2 separate regions of the Mus musculus genome follow, and region 1 is linked to region 2. A link is a loop called in an ENCODE intact Hi-C map of the cell type or tissue named here. Cell type or tissue: left cerebral cortex. All regions are shown on one strand. Each heading gives the region's core, and the rest is flanking DNA. Links, peaks and the distances in the headings are about the cores only.

Evidence for each region. Peaks named below come from ENCODE experiments on the same cell type or tissue, not always from the same donor. Only the 100,000 strongest peaks of a DNase experiment are listed, where the experiment ranks them.
Region 1: it touches region 2 in a loop (2.4-fold over the local background); 3 of 42 quality-filtered maps call a loop at or near these places.

The regions. Positions count from the first base shown.
Region 1 is chr11:78,185,317-78,190,693 of GRCm38, forward strand. Rab34 (RAB34, member RAS oncogene family) reads left to right here and starts at 3,432. Exons shown (of 10, transcript NM_033475.3): 1 at 3,432-4,074; 2 at 4,255-4,346; 3 at 4,814-4,879; 4 at 4,973-5,074; 5 at 5,162-5,226; 6 at 5,369-5,377. The coding sequence starts at 4,021. RefSeq lists an enhancer at 4,223-4,455. In left cerebral cortex, for the core only: no CTCF peak of the experiment used is centred there; DNase peaks (open chromatin) are centred at 3,173, 3,368 and 4,221; H3K4me3 peaks cover 1,972 bases; H3K27ac peaks cover 2,348 bases.
Region 2 is chr11:78,237,395-78,242,771 of GRCm38, forward strand. The region is part of intron 1 of Supt6 (SPT6, histone chaperone and transcription elongation factor); the gene reads right to left. Among named protein-coding and RNA genes, the nearest start is that of Supt6, 5.6 kb to the right of the region's middle. In left cerebral cortex, for the core only: a CTCF peak has its summit at 1,373 (motif pointing right); DNase peaks (open chromatin) are centred at 2,646 and 3,016; H3K27ac peaks cover 1,467 bases.

The DNA of each region.
Region 1 (5,377 bases), core at 318-5,317, 52 kb before region 2:
CCTGTCTTGAAAAAAACAAAAAAAGAAAAAAAAAAAAAAAAGGATTTTTAAGCCAGATGTGGATTATACACACCTTTATTCCCAGCAGTTCAAGCCCAGGTTGGTCTACATAGCAAGTTCCAGGACAGCCAAAGCTACATAGAGAGATCCTGTTCCAAAAACAAAACAAACAAGCAAAAACAAAACCCAAGCCGGGCGTGGTAGCCCACGCCTTTAATCCCAGCACTGGAGAGGCAGAGGCAGGTGGATTTCTGAGTTTGAGGCCAGTCTGATCTACAAAGTGAGGTCCAGGACAGCCAGGGCTATACAGAGAAACCCTGTCTTGAAAAACCAAAAAAGAAAAAAAACCAGGGAAAATATTTTTTGTTTTGTTATTGTTGTTTTTGAGACAGGGTTTCTCTGTGTAGCCCTGGCTGTCCTGGAACTCACTTTGAGACCAGGCTGGCCTTGAACGCAGAAATTTGTCTGCCTCTGCCTCCAAAGTGCTGGGATTAAAGGCGTACACCACCACTGCCTGTCTGAAAATAATTTAAATACAATTTGTAGCCTGGCGTGGTGACACACACCTTTAATCTCAGCACGAGAAAATAAATGCAGTCAGATCTCTGTGAGTTCAAGGTCAGCCTGATCTACATGGCAAATTACAGGTTAGTCAGGTATATGTAGTGAGACCACTCTCAAAAAGATAGATAGATAGATAGATAGATAGATAGATAGATAGATAGATAGATAAATGATAGAAGGCCTTTGTAGGCCACACCTATAATCCCAGCACTCAGGAGACAAGAAGATTGACACAAAGTCAAGGCCAGCCTGTGGTACACAGTAAATTCCAGACCAGCCAGCACTACATAGTGAGGCTGCCACAAACAGATAAACAAGATACAAACAGATTGCAGTTTGCCTAAGTGATGCAGATAAAGCGAAGCTGTGCAATGTTAGGACAGGATTTTCTCCACCTTCTCCATCTGACCTGTGGGAGACTGAGGTTGCAGAGCTGAGTCCAATGTAGTTATCACTACAGTGATCTGTTGTTACCACAGTGATTTGGTGGCAACAAAAAAGTCTGCTGTGAGGGGCGAGAGAGATGGCTCAGCAGTTAAGAGCACTGACTGCTCTTCTGAAGGTCCTGCGTTCAAATCCCAGCAACCACATAGTGGCTCACAACCATCTGTAATGAGATTTGACTCTTTTGGAGTGTCTGAAGACAGCTACAGTGTACTTACATATAATAAATAATTCTTTAAAAAAAAAATAGTGGGTGGTGGTGGCACAAGCCTTTAATCCCAGCACTTGGGAGGCAGAGGCAGGCAGATTTCTGAGTTCGAGGATAGCCTGGTCTACAAAGCAAGTTCCAGGACAGCCAGGGCTACACAGAGAAAAACCAAGTCAATAACAACAACAAAAAGATTTTACTTTTTTAAATGTATGTGTGAGCATGTGTGTCTGTATGTGTGTGCATGTATGTGCGTGTTTGTCTGCATGTGTGTGCATGTATGTGCATGTGTGTCTGCATGTGTGTACATGTAGGTAACCACAGCAGCCAGGTTTAGGATACCCTGGAGCTGGAGTTCCTGGTGGTCCTGAACCACGGGAGGAGGCTCAACAGGAGAAGACAACATGTGGCTGCTGGGAAATAAACTAAGGGCCTTCTCTCAGAACACACATGCACTGTACACTGTTGAGTAATGACTGCAGTCATTACTACATGACTACATGATCTACAGTCCCTAGTATTTAAAATTATTTTATGTGTATGAGTGTTTTGCCTGCATGAAACTGTGTAGCACATGCATGCTTGGTGCAGGAGGAGAGAAGAGTGTGTCTAAACCCCTGGAACTCGGGGTACAGGTCGGAGCAGAAACCCTGATCTCTATAAGATCAGCAGCAAGTGTTCTTAATTACTTTTTTTTTTGATTGATTGATTTATTATATGTAACTACACTGTAGCTGTCTTCAGACATTCTAGAAGAGGGAGTCAGATCTTGTTACAGATGATTGTCAGACACCATGTGGTTGCTGGGATTTGAACTCAGGACCTTTGGAAGAGCAGTCAGTGCTCTTAACCTCTGAGCCTTCTTGAACTGTCTCTCCAAACCTAATCATTGTTTTCCTCCTCCTCCTCTTCCTCCCTCTCCTCCTCCTCTTAGTTCTTGAGACAGGACCTCACAACACAACTCTGAATTGCCTGGAGCTCTTTAAGTAAATCAGGTTGGCTTCAAACTCACAAAGGTCTACCTCTGCCTCCAAGTGCATCACATCCAGATTTATTTTAAGACAAAAGTCACCGGGCAAGGTGGCGCACGCCTTTAATCCCAGCACTCAGGAGGCAGAGGCAGGCGGATTTCTGAGTTCGAGGCCAGCCTGGTCTACAAAGTGAGTTCCAGGACAGCCAGGGCTATACAGAGAAACCCTGTCTCGAAAAAAACCAAAAAAAAAAAAAAAAAAAAAAAAAGACAAAAGTCATACTCTGTAGTCCAGGCTGGCTTTAAAGTAAAGTCCCCAGCCTCATAAGTGCTAGAACCACAGGTGTCAGCCCCCGTGCTAGACGCCAGTAATGATCCTTAAGTAGTTTTAGCCACAGCTGAGACAGCTGTGATTTCTCTTACTCTAGTTTTTCTTGTGAATAATTTCATAGTCCTCAATCCTGAACTAGTCTTCCCCTTCTAATACTGTATTCCACTCATTTTTGTATCTTCAAATTTAGCTCCAAACATATAAACATATATCAATTTCTTCTTTGCGCGGGCGGTGTGTGTGTACAAAAAGGAAAAGCTGTTCTGGTTTTGACTGTTCTATTCCGGCTAGAAAATGTTCATCCGTATTAGAAGCAGGGTTCTGCAATCCCATAGTGGTGAGTGACCACGCCAAAAGACGAAGTTTCACAGTCTACCTAACACTTCTTTATCTTTCATGGAAGGAGGCTCGACGGGAGAAGTCAACAGATCTGGGACGTCTGGTCCTTAGTGGACACCTCGTTCAGATCTTGACACCCCCGTTAGGAGATCCCTCTCACCTCCCAGGGCAGAAGGGCGAGCAGGGGCAGACTCTATGAGTCATGTGCCAGGCCTGGAGTCGTGGAGGGAAGCACCGCCTCTCCTTGGGCCCCTTCTCTCCCCCTTTTCCCCTCGGCGGCTCCGGGTCTTGCCAGATGCTGTGCTACAATCACGGGTTCCCCATCACCAGTTCCGTTGGGTAAGTGGTCCCGGGGAAGACGCGGCTCCAACAGGGAGATGGAGGGGAGAGACTTAAGGGATCCCAGTCTGGAAAGGCTCCAGTCTGGGTGTAGGCGGTCCTGGCGTTGGGTAGGGCATCTGGAGCCCGGGCAGCGCGCGAGGAGGAGAGGAGAGGAGGGGGTTGGCGAGGGCCGCGCTGAAGGCGGCTGCAAACCCGGGAGCGACGGGGTGCGGGGCAGGGGGCGGCCCTTCTCCAGGAATTTCCGGGGATCGTGTTGCAACGCTCGCAGAGTGGGACGGCGGGCCTCGCTGCGCGTCTAGGGTTGTCGCCCCCTCCTCTCACCGGTCGAGGGCGTCGGCAGTTGCTGCCCCTGCGCAAAGTGACCCCGTGTGGCGGGGCGGCCCCGAGCCCCCCCAGGCCTCTCTGTTATGGTAGGGCCATCCCAGCCCCGAGTTGTCGTCGGGTCTCCGCGGCCCCGGGTTATCGTAGGGGCTATCCGACCCCGTGTCATTGTAGGATCCGCGCGGGCCCGGGCTCCCCGGGACGCGACTCCCCGCCCACAACTAGCGGCCGGGGGATCTCCCCGCCCCCGAGTGGTCTTCGGGACGCCCCGGGCTCGGGTGATTGTGGGCTCTCCCAGACCCGGGGTGATTGTCTCGTCCCCTTGGCCCGCGGTGGTCGTAGCGTCTCCAAGGCCGAGGGCTCCCACAGGCTCTCCGTGGCCCCGGGTGATTGTCGGTACCCCGCGGCCGCGGATAATCGTCGGGTCTCCACGGGTCCCGGCCGCCGGGGCGGATCAGGCCTCTGCGCCTTCCCGGGGAGCCCCGCAAGGCCGCAGACAAGATGAACATTCTGGCGCCCGTGCGGAGGGACCGCGTCCTGGCGGAGCTGCCCCAGGTAGGCACCAGGGCCACGTCGGGCCTCTGGCTGTCGCTGAGTGTGGGCGGGGAGAAGGTGGCCCAGCCCCGTCGCCCTGCAAGGCCCGCTGCTCCTGGGTGGTCCGCTTCCCACCCCACCCCCAGCCCAGGGCTGCTTGGCTATGGCACAAAAGCTCCATTCTCACAATGTTCCTCTCAGTGCCTGAAGAAAGAGGCCGCTTTGCACGTGCGCAAAGACTTCCACCCCCGCGTCACTTGCGCCTGCCAGGAGCACCGGACAGGCACCGTGGGGTGAGTTAGGGACACTCCTAGCTAAAAAATTACTCAAGAAACTTTGAAGTCATTCACCCCTTTGTGGTTACAAGGTTATGCCTCAGTTCTGATGTTCTCCCAGTTTCCTCCCATTGAGGTTGTGAGCCTATGGAAAAGACATCCAACAGGGAGAGTCACACCACCCATAGAACCTCTAGTCGGGGGCGGGGTATCTGAGAGCGGGGAGGAGTGACAGACAGACAGAGACAGAGTGAACGATCACACTATTCTAACATGTGCAGAGCCCTCCTAGGCTACCCCCAGCACTACACGACTTCCTCCCCCATCACTCCAGAAAAACAGGTCTGAAAGTCCCTAATGTTGAACACTGCTCCACAGCACATCTGTGCAGGACTTTCTGGGCTTCCAGGGAGACCTGCCTATCTATGGTAATGTACCTTAGTTGATATGGATTTTCTCTGTCCATCCACTCTTCTGTCCAACAGATTTAAGATATCCAAGGTCATCGTTGTGGGAGACCTATCTGTGGGGAAGACCTGTCTCATTAATAGGTAACAGGGTACTGGAGCTTGGCCGGGCAAAGACTCAGCTGGATCCAGTTTAACAGGGTAGGCGGGGCTACAGGCTACTTGGTGTCTCCTTAGGTTCTGCAAAGACACCTTCGATAAGAATTACAAGGCTACCATCGGAGTGGATTTTGAGATGGAACGATTTGAAGTCTTGGGTGTCCCCTTCAGTCTCCAACTGTGAGTGTCTCTTCCACTCCTTCCAGATAGCCTTGTCATCCCATTTTGCACACCCTATTATCTGGGTTCTGCTCTCCTTTCTTCCAGTTGGGACACGGCTGGTCAGGAAAGGTTCAAGTGCATTGCTTCCACCTACTACCGTGGAGCTCAAGGTAGGGATTTGGCTCTGGAATGCAGGAAGTCTAAGAGCACATCAGTCAGTGTTCTGAGGAGAGGTGATGGACAGGGAAAAGGCAAAGACATCCATCCATTCATCTTCCTGTCAGTCTGCAGCTGTTTCTGTCACTCTTTCAGCCATCATCA
Region 2 (5,377 bases), core at 143-5,142:
CTGACTCAAAACAAAAACAAAACAAAACAAACCCCACAATGGATAGCCCCAGAGGAAAGGTACCTGAGGTTGTCCTCTGGCTTCTACATTCACATTTGTGTGCGCACGTGCACATACACTCATACACATTTTATATATATATATATATATATATACATACACACACACACATATATATATGCACACACACACAAACACACACACACACACACACACACACACACACACACACACACATATATGCACACACACACACACACAAGGATAAGTTCAAGGTCAAAGATAGCTTGAGCTACCTGAGGTTCTATGGAAAAAAAACAATTAAAACAAGGCAACCCACTAAAATCCCATACATCAAACAAGTCAATAACCCCAGGATTCTACCTCAGAGCCTTAAAGCTGCCTGCTAATATACTCAGCAACACCCCTCAGCTACCCTATACTAGCTGTGTATCCCTTTCCCACATTCCAGAGTAAAAATTTCTGGAAGACAGAGATCATACCCAGCTCAGGTATGACAAGAACCACGACAACAAATGACTGTACAGCAAAAGGCCCTCTGTGGTTCTGTACCAGAAAAGCTCTAACCCTCTAGGCGCTCTGTACAAATACAGGTGCCTAGTATTTGTAACATAAATGTGGTGGCTGTGGTTCTGGAAGTCACCTGAACTGGTATCAACCAACACCATACCCAACTAAGATGAACCTTGTCAACAACATCAAGAACCTGTATTTGGGGTGGTGTGTGTGTGTGTGTGTGTGTGTGTGTGTACTAGGTGTGCGTGTATACATACTGTGTGGTTTGTATATGGTGTATGTGAGTATGTGTGGGGATGTGTATGTGTATTTGTATGTGTGCATAGTCAGTTCTCTTCCACCTTGACATGGGTTTCAGGAATCAGTTCAGGTTGCCAGGCTTGTGCAGTAAGTGCCTATGCCCAGCTACCCCTTTGCACTTTAACTAAAAACACCATTTGCTGCTCATTGATCAAATACTAGAAACTTGTCCTGTCAGCTATAAAACATTGTTTCTCTGTCATTTAGGGCAGAAGAAAATAAAAATCAAAAAGGGAAGAAATACACTCAGAGGTGAAGTCTCTTGTTCAAAGTGATACAGTCACCAACAGTAACACTTGTCGGATTTCAATGTGTTGGTCACATTGTATCAGTGGTCCAGAGATCACCTCTCTTGTACTGTAGTATTTTCCAGGTCATATAACACGTGACAGGCTTATTGCAGAAAAAGTTAGGAGAATCCAGCTGTATTTTGTAGGTAGACATTACAATGTCAAAAACAAAGATTTATTTTATTTTTAATGTATGAATGTTTATGTGTACCATGTGCATGCAGTGCCTGAGGCTGCCAGAAGAAGGCATCAGATGCCCCTGAACTGAACTTAGGGAACCCTGGGAGGCACAATGTGGGTGCTTGGAATTGAACCAGGGACCTCTGCAAGAGCAACACATGCTCTTAACCACTCGAACCATCTCGTTAGCCCCTGGAATAATCTTTTTTTCTGTTTTTCCAGATAGGGTTTCTCTTTGTAGTTCTGGCTGTACCAGAATTTGTTCTGTAGACTCACAGAGATCAGCCTGCCTCTGCCTCCTGAGTGCTAGAATTAAAGGCGGGGGCTGGTGAGATGGCTCAGTGGGTAAGAGCACCCGACTGCTCTTCCAAAGGTCCAGAGTTCAAATCCCAGCAACCACATGGTGGCTCACAACCATCTGTAATGAGATCTGATGCCCTCTTCTGGTGTGTCTGAAGACAGCTACAGTGTACTTACATATAATAAATAATAAATAAATCTTAAAAAAAAAAAAAAAAAAAAAAGAATTAAAGGCATGCGCCACCACCACCCAACAAGACCCACTGCCTGATCTCTTGGATAATTTTTAAGGTTATAAATTGGTCCTGAAGTTTGATGACTATGTAAAAGTTGTGCAGAGCTGTTACATGGATCAGGCCTATGCCCCCCTGCTTTTGTTTCCTAAGATCTTTATCCTTAAGGTCACTGAGCTTGAGTAATGCCGCATGAGTGTCTTAAAGATTTTGCCGGGCTGGAGGAATGGCTCAGTGGTTAAGAGCACTGACTGCTTGTCCAGAGGTCCTGAGTTCAATTCCCAGCAACCACATGGTGGCTCACAGCCATCTGTAATGGAATCTGATGCCCTCTTCTGGTGTGTCTGAAGACAGCTACAGTGTATTCATACTAAATAAATAAATAAATAAATGACTAAATAAAAAAATTTAAAAAAAAAAAAAAAAAAGATTTTGCCAATTAAATCTGAAGTTCTAGGCTGGATGTGGTGGATCATGCCTTTAATCCCACAATTTAGAAGGGGGAATCTCTGTGAACTGGAGGCCAGACTTGTTTATTTACAGAGTTCCAGGACTGTATAGTGAGACCACAACTAAAAAAAAAAAGAAAGAAAGAAAAAAAAAAGTAAAGATAGAAAGGAAGGAAAGAGGAAGGGTGGAAAGAGAACCCCATCCCTATATTTGGTGTTTTTTAAGGCAGTTTTCCACTCTGGGCTGTGTAACCTGAAACTTCACTCAGTAGGACTCACAGCAATCTTCCAACCTCAGTCTCCTGGGTGCTGTGATTAAAAGAATGAGCCACCATGCCTGCTAATTTTAATTTGAACACTGCTCCTCCTAAGCCCTGAACTGAGACATTAAAAATAGATTTGGATACAACAGTCTCAACACACAATTTGCTTTAATTAGGTCACTATATCATGAATTCAATCTTTTAAGGGGTCAAATTAGATGTCCCTAGTCTATTTAACAGAGAGAAATGGACAACCTACCTGAGAAAACAAAGGCTTTTTTTTGAGGGGGGGGGGAGCAGCTGGTGTTCCAGACTGCATGCAGTCGAGAGGACAGCTGAATCCCTTCCCTCCTAGCTCGCAGCCTAAATTAGAGATAAAGCACGCACTGTGCTATCCCTGTGGAAGGCTTCCAATCCAGCTAGATGCTAAGACTTCCAGTTAAGAGAGGAGTGCCAGCAGCAATCATGACTTCCCATCATCCACAGCTAGATTCGTGGAGTGCTGCATCAGCACTGCAGGCTGCCGATGCCAAGAGTGAATAAAGCATCACGTGTGTGTGCTATCATTATTAATAGGAGGCATGTAGGATGAGCTGATTCTTGTTTTGATCTTTGCATTTAGTACTCACACGCTTCAAAGTAAAGACTGAGTTAAAGTTGCACCTGGAATGGGCCTTGACGAGGAGGGAGGTTTCTCCAGGCAGGAGCCGGCTGCAGTGTGAGTTGTGGCTCAGAGGGAGAGGGTGCTGGTTGCCATGACATTCTCTGGAAGAGCACTAGAGCTGGGATCAGACTGCCACAGGGGAGGACTCAACAGTCCCTCCTTTCCAACAAGAACTTGTAGGAGGCAATTAAGAGGAGACCAGGCTGAAGAGAGATCTAGTCTGTTAACTCCTTTTGTTTTGAAGCTTCAAGGACTATTTACATTGTGCTTGTCTGCTTGAGGGTCATGCTCTGTCTTGGTTTGTAAAACTGAATGTAGTATGTTTCCTCCCTGGTAGAGTTCATAATTTTTACAAATTACATTATGGTAAAAGACGTCCGAGGGCACAGTAGATCTCAGTGGTAGACAGGACCCTTGTCTGCCATCCAGTAAGTAGCGATGACGAGAACGCGCTGAGAGATGCCTTGGACTTCTTCACAAGAGGATGCCTGATGCCCTCCCACCTTTGCGGTGCTTAATCCTCCCTAATAAATTTTTCTATGAAAAAAAGGGGGGTCCTGGATAAAGGCAACATGAGCAAAAAATTAGATTTAAAAGGCCTAGTTATGTGGGGGATAGCCCTTCTGGTCTGCCGTGGAGTTTAAAATATAAAATATTCTGCATTCTGTTATTGTGAACTAAGGTTCAGGCTTATTTCAAAGGTACCAATGAGTAAATATTCATTTAGAATGCAAAAACCTTAAAGTCAAAACCAAAAAAGTCTCAGAAACCTATCTACATTTTTAAATTATTTTTTTTCAAGACAGGGTTTCTCTGTGTAGCCCTGGCTATCCTGGAACTCACTCTGTAGACCAGGCTGGCCTCAAACCCAGAAATATGCCTGCCTCTGCCTCTCAAGTACTGGGATTAAAGGCACGCATCACTGTTGCCCGGCCCATTTTAAAAAATCTAAAATCGCCGGGCGTGGTAGCGCACGCCTTTAATCCCAGCACTGGGGAGGCAGAGGCAGGCGAGAGGCCACCCTGGTCTACAGAGTGAGTTCCAGGACAGCCAGGGCTACACAGAGAAACCCTGTCTCGAAAAACCAAAAAAAAAAAAAAAACAAAAACAAAAACAAAAAATCTAAAATCTAGGCTGGGGGCTGATTAGATGGTTCCATAGGCCAAGTGTCTGCCATGCAAACCTGATGACCTTAATCAGACCACCAAACTCACAGAAAGGTGGAAGAACTAACTCCACAAAGCTATCCTTAGGCTTCCACATACAGGCATGCTCACACCTACAAAATACTTCACTCTCTCTTTTAGGTGGAGACACCTAAGTCTCCAGCACTTGGCAGGTGGAAGGAGAACTTCAAGTTAGAGGCAAGCATAGGCTACACACTGAGACCCTGCTGCAAACTAATTAGAGAACCACGAGACCTTCTAATAGAGAAACTCAATCTGGTCTTGAAAAAGTGCATTCAAATAAAGACCTAGCCAGGCGTGAGGGTGAACACCTTTAATCCCTGCACTCAGAAGGCAGAGAGGCAGATCTCTGAGTCAAGGCCAGCCTCCTCTACAGAGTGAGGAGTGATCAGGAGCAAAGGGTAGGAACTGACTCCTTGGGGGAGATAGTTGGATGAGGTGCAGGAGAAGAGCCTTCTCTTAGCATGACCTAGCAACAGAGAAGGTCAGCCTGACCATGGAGAGGAAGGGGGATGTGAAGAAAGCATAAGGATCTTCAAAGACTATATGGGAATCTTGAGTGGAAACAGAAAACTGGGGAAACTACCTCATAGTCCAGGAAAAAGATGATCCTGGCCTACAATAGAGAACACAGAGGGATCTAAGTATATAGAGGATCGAGATTAAATCCCAAGAGAATCCAATATGTAGACGTTAGGGAGAGAAGAAAAGGGTCTAATAAAGAAGACTGAAGCAGTGCTGAGAGATAGCTCAATGGTTAAGAGCACTGACTGCTCTTCCAGGAGTCTGCTGAGTTCAAATCCCAGCAAGCACATGGTGGCTCACAACCCTCTGTAATGGGATCTGATGCCATTTTTTCTGGGGTGTCTGAAAACAGCTACAGTGTACTACTCATATAAAATACAATAAGTCTTAAAAAAAAGAAAAGAAAAGAAAAGAAAAAAGAAGAAACATCCAGGAGGCTTGAAGGAGGA